Regions from separate parts of the Mus musculus genome. Here region 2 is linked to region 1. Evidence: chromatin contacts called from ENCODE Hi-C or POLR2A ChIA-PET data. All regions are on one chromosome and are shown on one strand. The core of a region is the stretch at or near the end of the contact, and the rest is flanking DNA. Distances in the headings are between cores, read along the strand shown. Region 1 holds the start of Ndufaf3 (NADH:ubiquinone oxidoreductase complex assembly factor 3). Region 2 holds the start of Cdc25a (cell division cycle 25A).

Region 1 (4,871 bases), core at 655-3,154:
TATATGCCTTGAATTTTTCAATAAAAGTTTGGGAAAAAAAAAGTGACAACTGATCTTTGAGTTCAATGGGCACTTGCAGTTTTTGTGGTCCCCACCATCACACATGTTCATAGCATAGTCTCATTTGTGACAGAGCCTTGGGCCATGCCCTGTGGACTTCATGGACCTGTAGTTCTACTTCTAAAGAAGTTGGGAAAGCTATTGGGGTCTCCTCAAATCTGCCTCCTAGCCTTTAAGGGACCAGGGAATATCCTACATTGTCTGGGTGAAAACAACCCTTAGTCATTCCCGTCCCCCTTCCCGTCAGCAGCCAAACTGAGCAACAAAAATATGTAAGAGGAGTATAAATTATTATCCTGGGTGAGCATGACAAGTGTGGAGAAAGCGTTGAGAGCATGCAGTGCCCTCCTTGATGGTTCCTGATGTGTCATTCTGAGGCTTGACCCAAAGAAGCCAGTGCAGTCTCTCCAGGAGGGGGAATGAGGGCAGCTCCTGTCACTCGACCTTCGTGGCACAGGAAGTTGAAAGTGGCACAGGCATTGGGCTGCAAGGAGAACAGCATGAGAATTAGCATGCCTGGGCTGAGTAGGCTTGAACTAGGTGGACTTGTCACGTCCAACGACCTACCGTGTCCTGGACCTCCACAGCAATTCCCCGCTGCCTCATGGCCTGTAGTACTTGAGGGTGCAGCCGCTCAGTCTTGTTTCCAGTGCCCACCACAACAATCTCTAAGGGTGGAGACAACCAAACGATGAGGGTCTGATAGAGAGGTGGTCACTTAGGACCCAGTGCTACCCACTGCCCCATACCTATCCTAGGTTCCAGCATCCAGAAAAGGGAGAAGCTCTCTTCAGTGATATCCTGATGAGATCCCACCTGTATGGTAGCAGAGGCCATTCAACACATCAAATCTATACAGCCTTTACTCACAGCGACACTAATAGGCAACAAAATAAAGCTAAATTTGCTAGGAGGGAGTGGCTTCTGGCGCTATTTAAATTTCAATGTAGGGGAGAAGGCTCACGTTCCACTGGACCACCGTCTGTGGGAGCAGCACGCAAGGGCCAAACACGCGATTTCCGCAGATAGTGAAGCCTCTGCTACTGTAGCTGTCGATGTACACGGCCTGAGGGAACTCGCTTTGCAGCAGTGAGATGCGAGTCCGCTGGTATAACTCATCGTCCGCCGGAGAAAGCCGGTGTCCCCGACGCGGGTTCCTCCTGCGGAGGGCTAAAGTCAGGAAGTCGTGGCCCGGCCGGACTATGCGGGATTGAAAGGTCCGAGGCCAAGTGGTCAGAGGCTGGACAGGGGATGCTCACCACAGCCGGTCGACGTGCCGACAGAGCGGCGCAGGTCGCGTTCGGAAAAGGCAGCGAAATCCTAGAGCAGTAGCCATGGCTGCAACGGCGCTTAACGACCCGGTCGTAGGGACAGAGTTGTCTGTCTCAAAGTAGCCACAGCGCCCCTTGCGTCCCGGAGGGCACCGCGCACCTTGAACGGCGCAGTAGGCCAATGCAGAGCCTCTGTCTCCCCATGCGGGTGTGTCAGCACCTGTCGCCCACCCCGCCCCATGCCTCCAGCGACAGTCCCTAAGGAGGAGGGGGAAAAACACCTGCTAGTACGGGCGCCCTAAGGGTATTGTTTAGGCCACTGCCGCGGCCTGTTCCTGGGATTCTCAGCCATTATTCGGGCTCCCAGGGACCAGGGCGGGGCAGCTGCGCACCTGGTCCTGTTATGAACACCTGGCCAGGGTGTGGTGCCAGCCTCCAGGCCCTTAATCCCAGGCTTTGGAGAATCGGGCTCCGGGGGCGGGGCAGATGGCTAAAATTTCCCTAGCTAGTCTCGAAATCGCTGCTTTCCCCAACCGTCACCAGCGCGACCGTTGGCGACGGCGCAGCGCTCCATGAGAGGCGTGGCCGAGCATGGATTGGCTTCCCGGCAGCGCGAGGGGGTGTGGCCAGATGGTTTCTCCTTAAAATGGCTCCAAGTCTGGGGACAGCTAGAGCCAGCGGAAGGGCACGCCGTGGCAGTGCTGGAGTAGCTGTTCGAGTGGGACTGACTGGGCCAAACCGGACCAGACGTGAAGTAGACCGCGCCTGGAGCACCACCCCGCCCTTGCGCGCTCTGCGCGCGCGTACCGAGAGTCTCCCTCCCCCTGTCTTGAGCTGAGTCTAGGGCCTACTGGCGCATGAGTCCTTGGCGTCCCGCGGCATGGGCATCTCTGCGCACCGGTTCTGTCCTGGCCTCAGAGGAACTTTGTCGCGTTCTCTATCCGCTGGACTAGACGGGTGGGATGCTTGACACAAATGGGGCTTGGCTGTGGGGTTCTTTGCAGGGCCGGTTGCAATGGGCTTGGGGGGAGGCTGTCCTGCCGCTGCTATGTGGGCCAGTTTGGCCCCTGGCACTTCATGAGCTGGCACCGTCACCAGACAAAAGGTCCTAAGCTTTGGGGAGTCCCAGAAGTGGACACATGGGTTTACTTCCTCTCGGGTCTCACGGAATCGCTTCCCTCTTGACGGATTCCGAAGCCTGCCCGGTACAAGTGGCTCCTGCTTGGGACTCACAGGGCTAATCCAGCCCTTCTGATCTAATCCGGATCAGGACCTCGTCCCGGGGGATGCCCCCACCTTCTATTGTTCTGGGGCCCAGGTGAGCGTCTCATTCTCACTAGACTGGTTTAAAACACCTACTCCTTCCTACTCAGCCCACTGGGAAGGGATGGGCGGGTTCCGGTTTGGCCTCAGGGCGAGTGACCTGGGAGCAAGAGCCCTCCTCCAATGGCTGGACAGCGGGCAACGGAATCCCAAAAGCAGCTGTTGTCTCCAGAGCATTCCAGCTGCACTTGGATTTCGTTCCCTGCTCTCCTGCCTGAGCAGCGCCCTGGCCCAGATAATGTGGTCTCTATTCTCAGAAACACTACACTACTGGGCCATTCTGATCTCCATCTCTCAGGTGCACCCCCAGACTGATGGTGGCAGTCAGAGGCGACGAAAAAAGCTCGGGCTGATGGCCCTGTCTGGAATCCCTGGAGAACTCTGACCAGGGAGGTCCTGGGTCCTCTCTCTGAAGGGCCGCAATGGCGGTGAGTCCCACAAGGCCGCCCAGCCCGCAGCTCGCTAAAGATAGATCTTCACTTCCTGGGGAAAACCCACCCCAACCGTCTTCATGGAGGGAGAGTAGCTAAAATCACCAACTTGCTGGTGGGTCCCAGCCCTGCTAGCAGCTGAACCCACACCACAGCATGGAAAGTGCTTTGGAATGACACGATCACTCCCGTTGAGTGGGCACCCAAGAAGCCATCGGGAATGTCGTGTCCGCCCAGTGCTCTTTCGGCACCTCCCAAACAGGGCCTCATAGCCCCGGCCTTCCCGAACTTTTCCTATCTCTAGATGTCACTCCTCTCCGGAGCAAAGTTCACCGGTTGGATTCATTCATTACTGGGGGAAGTGGAGTTTCACGTTACTTGGAAACGAAAGAGTTTGGACATAGAAAAGCTCACCTGCAGCTTGCTCTACCTGAGAGCTCTGCTTATTTGGGTCTTCTCATCATCACATTTGTCTTAAACTGACCAGTTGCCTAAAGAACCAAAGGTGCCGGTAACACCAGTTTAAAGGAAAAACATTAAAGGCTGGTAATCCTGGAATCATGATGACTAATTCCTCGGGTATCAAGATGGGCAATTCTATCCGATTGGGCTTTTACTGGGAATAAAGACATTCCATACCGCAGCCGAGGAAAGGCGTACCAATAATCAGAACTCAAATTTTGCTTTGTTTCGTTACTTTTCCAAGTAGGCGGTAAAGAGTCTTTAATGGAAGACACGAGTGGTGGCACACACCTTTAATCCCAGTACTCAGGAGGCAGAGGCAGGTGGATTTCTGAGTTCAAGGACTTTCTGGTCTACAAAGAGTTCCAGGACAGCCATGGCTACACAGTGAAACCCTGTCTTGAAAAACAAAGTGTCATTAATGGTACAGCCTTATTCCTTTGACATTTCGTCTCGTGCGTCTGGCCTTTAATTTGTTTAAATGGGGCAGAAAAAGAAAAAAGAGACATAAACACAAAGATGTGAAACTTTGGTGGCAAAGTGTCTTGCCTGGTAACAAAGATCCGTTATCAAAGTAATAATTCGGGGTGACGATTTTTTTAAAAAGGAGGAAAAATGGACCCTCAAATTTGGAGGTTAGGGCTCATGAATACAGGAAAGGCCATCGGGAGGGAGAGCTGGAGGCGTGGGTAGAATGTAAGCTCACTTGGCATGCTCGATCGCTCTGGTCCATTCAGGAGAGTCCACGGCCGGATCCCCGCCCCCGCCAGGCGGACCTCCCGGAAGCTCTACGGATAACTTACTTCCTGTTCCATTTAGTCTTCCGGTCGCCATGGCGACCGGGCGCCTTGGGGTTGGCGAGACGCTGGAGGCCCTTAATGCAGCTGTAGGGCCTGGTAGCCCAGTGTGGTTTAAGGAAACCCATGCCCGGCACCTTCGTGTTCGAGACTTCTTGGCACCGCGAAGCGCGCTACAGGCGCGCTTCAGGGACGGCCAGGTGGGTGCGCTCCTGTGGGGCATGCCTAGCGGGATCCACGGAACTACGGCCCACTTACACACATCTGCCTGCAGGTGCCAGAGTGCGTGTTCCGTGCGGTCTCCTGCCTGCAGGGTCCCGGAGTGGCCCCTGTACTGCGCTGCGCGCCGACACCCGCGGGTTTATCGCTCCAACTACAGCGGCCCGCTGTCTTCGAACATGTACTCGGTGCCCTGGCCTCCTATGCTACTCCCGCCAAACCTGCCTCACCAGGCCCGCGAGTTGTCCTACACTGCCCAGCACTGCGCTGTAATTCGGGGACGCTCCGATTGAGCCAGCTGCGTGCCG
Region 2 (4,703 bases), core at 1,511-4,010, 1.3 Mb after region 1:
CATCTCTAATATATATGATGTGTGGGGAAAAAAAGCAAGACAGCTAGGTTGAGATAGTGTCTATATTATTTTTGTGTGACCCCAGTCTACATTGGAGATGGTGGCACATTCCTATAGTCCCTGCTCTTGGGAACAGGCATCCATAAAACCAGAGTTCAAAACTATTTTAGGCCATGAGGCCAGGGACTGGGATACAAGAAACTCTGTCTGAAAAGACTGTCCACCACAGCAGAGATGGCTCAGGGGTTAAGGGCAGGTACTGTTTCTACAGAGGACCCAAGTTCAACACCTAGCACAAATATCAGGTCGCTGTGAACTACCTGTAATGGGAGCTCTGAGGGATGGGACATGCATCTGGCTTTATCAGGCACTTGCACATACACAGACACACATATACATACATAAATAATAATAAAAACTCTTAAAAATAAACTCACCCTCAGTACCACTAACAAGCAACAAATATGAAGAACACTGAAATAGCAGCTCTGCTTACTCAGGGCCAGAAAGTTTGTGGCCTTGTACAAGCTCCCTTGCAACTTCGTTTACAAGAGAAAACCTTTAAGAGAAATAAGCAAGCCAACTCATATCGTGTTACTTCAATTTTGTTTGATCTTTACACATTGATGGGGCAGTGGTTGTGCGCACTTTTAATCCTAGTACTAAGGAAGCAGAGGCAGGGGGATTTCTGAGTTCGAGGCCAGCCTGGTCTACAGAGTGAGTTCCAGGACAGCCAGGGCGATACAGAGAAACCCTGTCTCGAAAAATAAAGATCAGGTTTGGCTCACAGGCATCTTCACCTGTTGAGACATCTTATCAGCTCCAAGACTTTTTTTTTAATGTTGTTGTTGCTTAGGTTTGTTGTTGTTGTTGTTTTCTTTTCTTTTCTTTTCTTTTTTTTGTTTTTTTGTTTTTTTGTTTTTTTTTTTTGTTTTTTGGTTTTTCGAGACAGGGTTTCTCTGTATAGCCCTGGCTGTCCTGGAACTCACTTTGTAGACCAGGCTGGCCTCGAACTCAGAAATCCGCCTGCCTCTGCCTCTCGAGTGCTGGGACTAAAGGAGTGCGCCACCACGCCCCGCTTTACATTTTTTTTTTTTTTTTTTTTTTGGTGTTGCTTGTTTTTTGAGAAGGGCCTTAAGTAGCCCCACCTGGCCTAGAACTCCCTGTGCAGCTGAAGGTGACTTTAAATTTCTGCTTCCAACTCCCACATTCTGTAGTTGCAGGTATTTCTCACCTTCCCCAGCTCAAATTACATCCTTTGAGCAATGTAACTGGGGAAGCTCAATGGGGGTAGGGTGGGATGTAGCTTACTTAGAAGTGTTTACCTAACAAGCACAAAACTAAGTTCAGTGGTGAACTGGGAGATCAAATTCAAGGCCATCCTTGACTATAGAGAGTCCAAAGCCAGCCTGACTGCACGGGACCCTGTCTCAAAAGAAAAATATATGGAATCACAAATATGGCCATAGTGAAGATACTTAAGAAGCCCATAACCATGTCTTGTGATATAATGGTTATTCATCTAAATAGTGAATAAAGTAACTACCTTCCCTTCACTCTGGTCCCTCCTGGAATTATTTTTGTGATGTAAGACTTGTAAAGATTAAGTACACTAGTAGAGTTATCACACATGAAACACTGTCATGTACATAAACACTAAATGTTGCCTAGTACTTTTACAGTGATTTGAATGGCTCCCATGGGCTCATATGATTGAATGCTTGATCCCCAACTGTTTGGGAGGGATTTTAGAGAAGGTGTGGCCTTGTTGGAACAGGTGTGTAGATGGGAGTGGGTTTTGAGTTCTTAAAAACCCACACCAGGCAAAGTCTCTCTCTCTCTCTCTCTCTCTCTCTCTCTCTCTCTCTCTCTCTCTCTCTCTCTCTTCCTCCCTCCCTCCCTCCCTCCCTCCCTCCCTCTCCCTCTTCCTTTCTCCATCCCACCTCCCCCCACCCCCTTCTCTCTGCTTGCTATCTGTGGATCATAGCTCTCAACTACTCCTGTTTCAGCCCGGGCTATTAAAAAAAAAAGTCCCTATTTCAAAAATTAATTAAATTAATTAATCAGAGTCTGGAGCAGGAATGGTGGCACATGCCTTTAATTTCAGCATTCGAGAGGCAGAGACAGAGGCAGATCGATCTGAATTCGAGGCCAGACTGGTCTACAGAGCGGGTTCGAGGACAGCTAGGGCTACACAGAGAAACCCAGTCTCGAAAAAGAAAAAAAGAAAGACAAAATCAGAGCCTGAAGTCCTGTGAAGGAAAAGAGGGATCCAGGATCCATGGTACTGTACCACACAGTTAGAGAAGAGCCAACGCCTGGTCCAGATGGCCTTCCCTAGTCTCTCTGTCTCCTAAAAAAAAAAAAAAAAAAAAAAAAAAAAAAAAAAAAAGTGCACAGCACTATGCTCAGTAGCTCAGACAGGTGTGTAGCACACGCTGTAGGAACTACACTACCCAGCATGCAACTGAAAAAGAGCGGGGCCTTTCGGTAGGGACTAGCGCCCCCACAGAAAGTTTCATTGACTCCTTTCTCATTTCAGCCACCTCCCAACTCTTCAGGCTTCGCCCCCACCGAGAGAGGGCGTGACCTCGAGGAGGCCCACGAGACGCTTCCTCCTTTCCTTCTCATTGGTCCGGCTCAGCTGTCATTCGGGAGCGAGGAGAAGTTTGCTTCCTGATTGGTGAATTCCGTTTGGCGCCAACTAGGAAAGGGGCGGGGCGGCGGCTATCCTGAGTGTGCAGCAATTAACGCTAAGGCCACTTTGGTGGTGAGGGAAGTGAAGGTTCCTTCTCTGCGAGCCGGCTACGGAGCAAGGAGGGAGAAAAAAAGTGAGGCGAGTTAGTCGGAGCGGTGGTCTCAAGACTCTTCCTCCACGGAGTTTGTTTGGATTTAATCTTGAGGTTGCAGGCGCCCGCCCGCCTGCGGGCCTCGCGGGACAGAGAGGGAAGCACCGGTGCTTGTGCCTGGCGCCTGCCGAGTCCCCTACGCTCGCCGGTCCGCGCCGCTGCCCGTGGCGGCCGCGTCTCTGAACCGCGGGGTCGTGTTTGTGTTTGACCCGCGGGCGCTGGTGGCGTGGCACGCGGCTGAAGCCGGTGCCAGCGGGGCGGGGCCCGGCGCAGCGGAGGCGGAGGAAGACGGAGCGGGAGTCCGGGCAGGCCCGGCGGCGCCATGGAACTGGGCCCGGAGCCCCCCCACCGCCGCCGCCTGTTCTTCGCTTGCAGCCCCACGCCTGCGCCGCAGCCCACGGGGAAGATGCTGTTTGGCGCGTCAGCTGCTGGCGGACTGTCCCCTGTCACCAACCTGACGGTCACCATGGACCAGCTGGAAGGACTGGGCAGGTGAGAGACCAGCGAGCGATGCCCCAGGCCGCTGGCCTCTGGTCGGCCCTCGGGATGATCCAGCAGGAAACAGAGTCTGTCCACTTGGTTCTGATGCTCCGACCCGGAATGGCCTGGCTAGGGCCCGCCATGTGCACCCTCCCTCCCGGGCGGAATGTTGGGCGGGAGAGGCCGTTCGGATAGTCCAGGGCTATCCTCAGCCAAGAGCCAGACCGCGGAGATCGAGGAAGCCTGCTGGGCATCCTGTCTTGTTCACCCCTTTCAGATTTCTCTCTACGCTGTCTCTATTCCAGAAAAGTCTTTGGAATCTACCCTTATGGGGGTTGGGAGGGAGGGTGAGAATGGGTCCTCCTAGGCCCTCTTTGCTGAACCACCCGCGCCGGATCTTAGTTTCCTGTAAGCTTTGTTCCTTCTCAACAAAGGGACGTGGCATTTTCTTTTCTTGCATTTGTGTAAAATCTATGCAGCCACCTGGCCGGCACGTTTCTTGTATCTACCCATCTACTACCTTTTTTAAGCTATCACTTTTTACCTAACTTTTCCATATTGGAAATCTTCGAGGACTTTGTAGTCCTACACCACTATCACTAACAAAAATGCTTAACACTATTTTTAGTGAAGTTGCTTTTCCTTCGATGTTGGGTATTTCGCCTCCTAAACTTGTCTTACAACTTTTGCAAACCCTGAAAAGCTGGGACTCCTGGCCTAGTCACCTTTGCCCTTACTCCTGGCTCACTCAGAACCTCAGACTGAGGCTCTCCTTTAAGGAAACCCAGCCCTTGCCACAGGCCTGTCTGACAATGTGGCCCAAGGCCAAACCACTCACTCCTTTCTTTGTTTAAATGCCAACTGGGGTATTCTGGGTGGCCAAGTGGGGTGTCCTTGGCTTGGTCTCTCAAAGATGGTTTGTGGCAGCCTGGCTACTTCGTGGCCTGTATGTCACCTTTTTTTTAATCATGTGCTAGAAATTGCTCATGTGGAGGTGCCTCTCTTGGTTTCAGTGACTGTGAGAAAATGGAAGTGAGAAATAACAGCAGTCTACAGAGAATGGGCTCCTCAGAATCGACCGATTCAGGTATTGCCATTACTGTTCATGTGTGTCTATGTATGTGCTCGTGTGTGTTTAGATCAGAAGGCATCAGAGCCGCTGGAGCTGGAGTTACAGGCCATTGTGAGCTGCCTGATATGGCTGCTGGGAACTGAATTTGTCCCCTCTACAGGAGCACCAAGTGCTACTAACCACTAAGCCACTTATTTTTAAGAATTTAATTAAATCAATTTATTTATTTTGAGACAGGGTCTCACCATGTAGATCACATTGGCCTCTTGCCTCTTGAGTGCTGTGGTTAAAGGCATGGGCCA

What was found. Hi-C counts contacts between places; a loop is a spot of excess contacts on that map. ChIA-PET counts read pairs that join two places held with the same protein, here RNA polymerase II (POLR2A).
Region 2: a loop to region 1 is called in a map of T-helper 1 cell, with 4 times the contacts of the local background. The contact joins the promoter of Cdc25a here to the promoter of Ndufaf3 in region 1. A Hi-C loop is called at or near these places in 1 of 37 maps with a recorded cell type or tissue (T-helper 1 cell). POLR2A ChIA-PET finds 5 or more read pairs at or near these places in 1 of 5 experiments (embryonic stem cell).

What each region holds. Positions count from the first base shown.
Region 1 is chr9:108,565,532-108,570,402 of GRCm38, forward strand. Ndufaf3 (NADH:ubiquinone oxidoreductase complex assembly factor 3) reads right to left here and starts at 1,905. Exons shown (of 5, transcript NM_023247.2): 1 at 1,320-1,905; 2 at 1,025-1,220; 3 at 810-876; 4 at 628-728; 5 at 56-544. The coding sequence starts at 1,396. The coding sequence ends at 428. Mir191 (microRNA 191) reads left to right here and starts at 2,788; the gene lies at 2,788-2,861. Impdh2 (inosine monophosphate dehydrogenase 2) reads left to right here. Exons shown (of 14, transcript NM_011830.5): 14 at 1-46. It overlaps Dalrd3 (DALR anticodon binding domain containing 3), which reads left to right and starts at 4,361. Exons shown (of 12, transcript NM_026378.3): 1 at 4,361-4,544; 2 at 4,619-4,871. The coding sequence starts at 4,380. It also overlaps Mir425.
Region 2 is chr9:109,872,819-109,877,521 of GRCm38, forward strand. Cdc25a (cell division cycle 25A) reads left to right here and starts at 2,761. Exons shown (of 15, transcript NM_007658.3): 1 at 2,761-3,341; 2 at 4,343-4,416. The coding sequence starts at 3,172.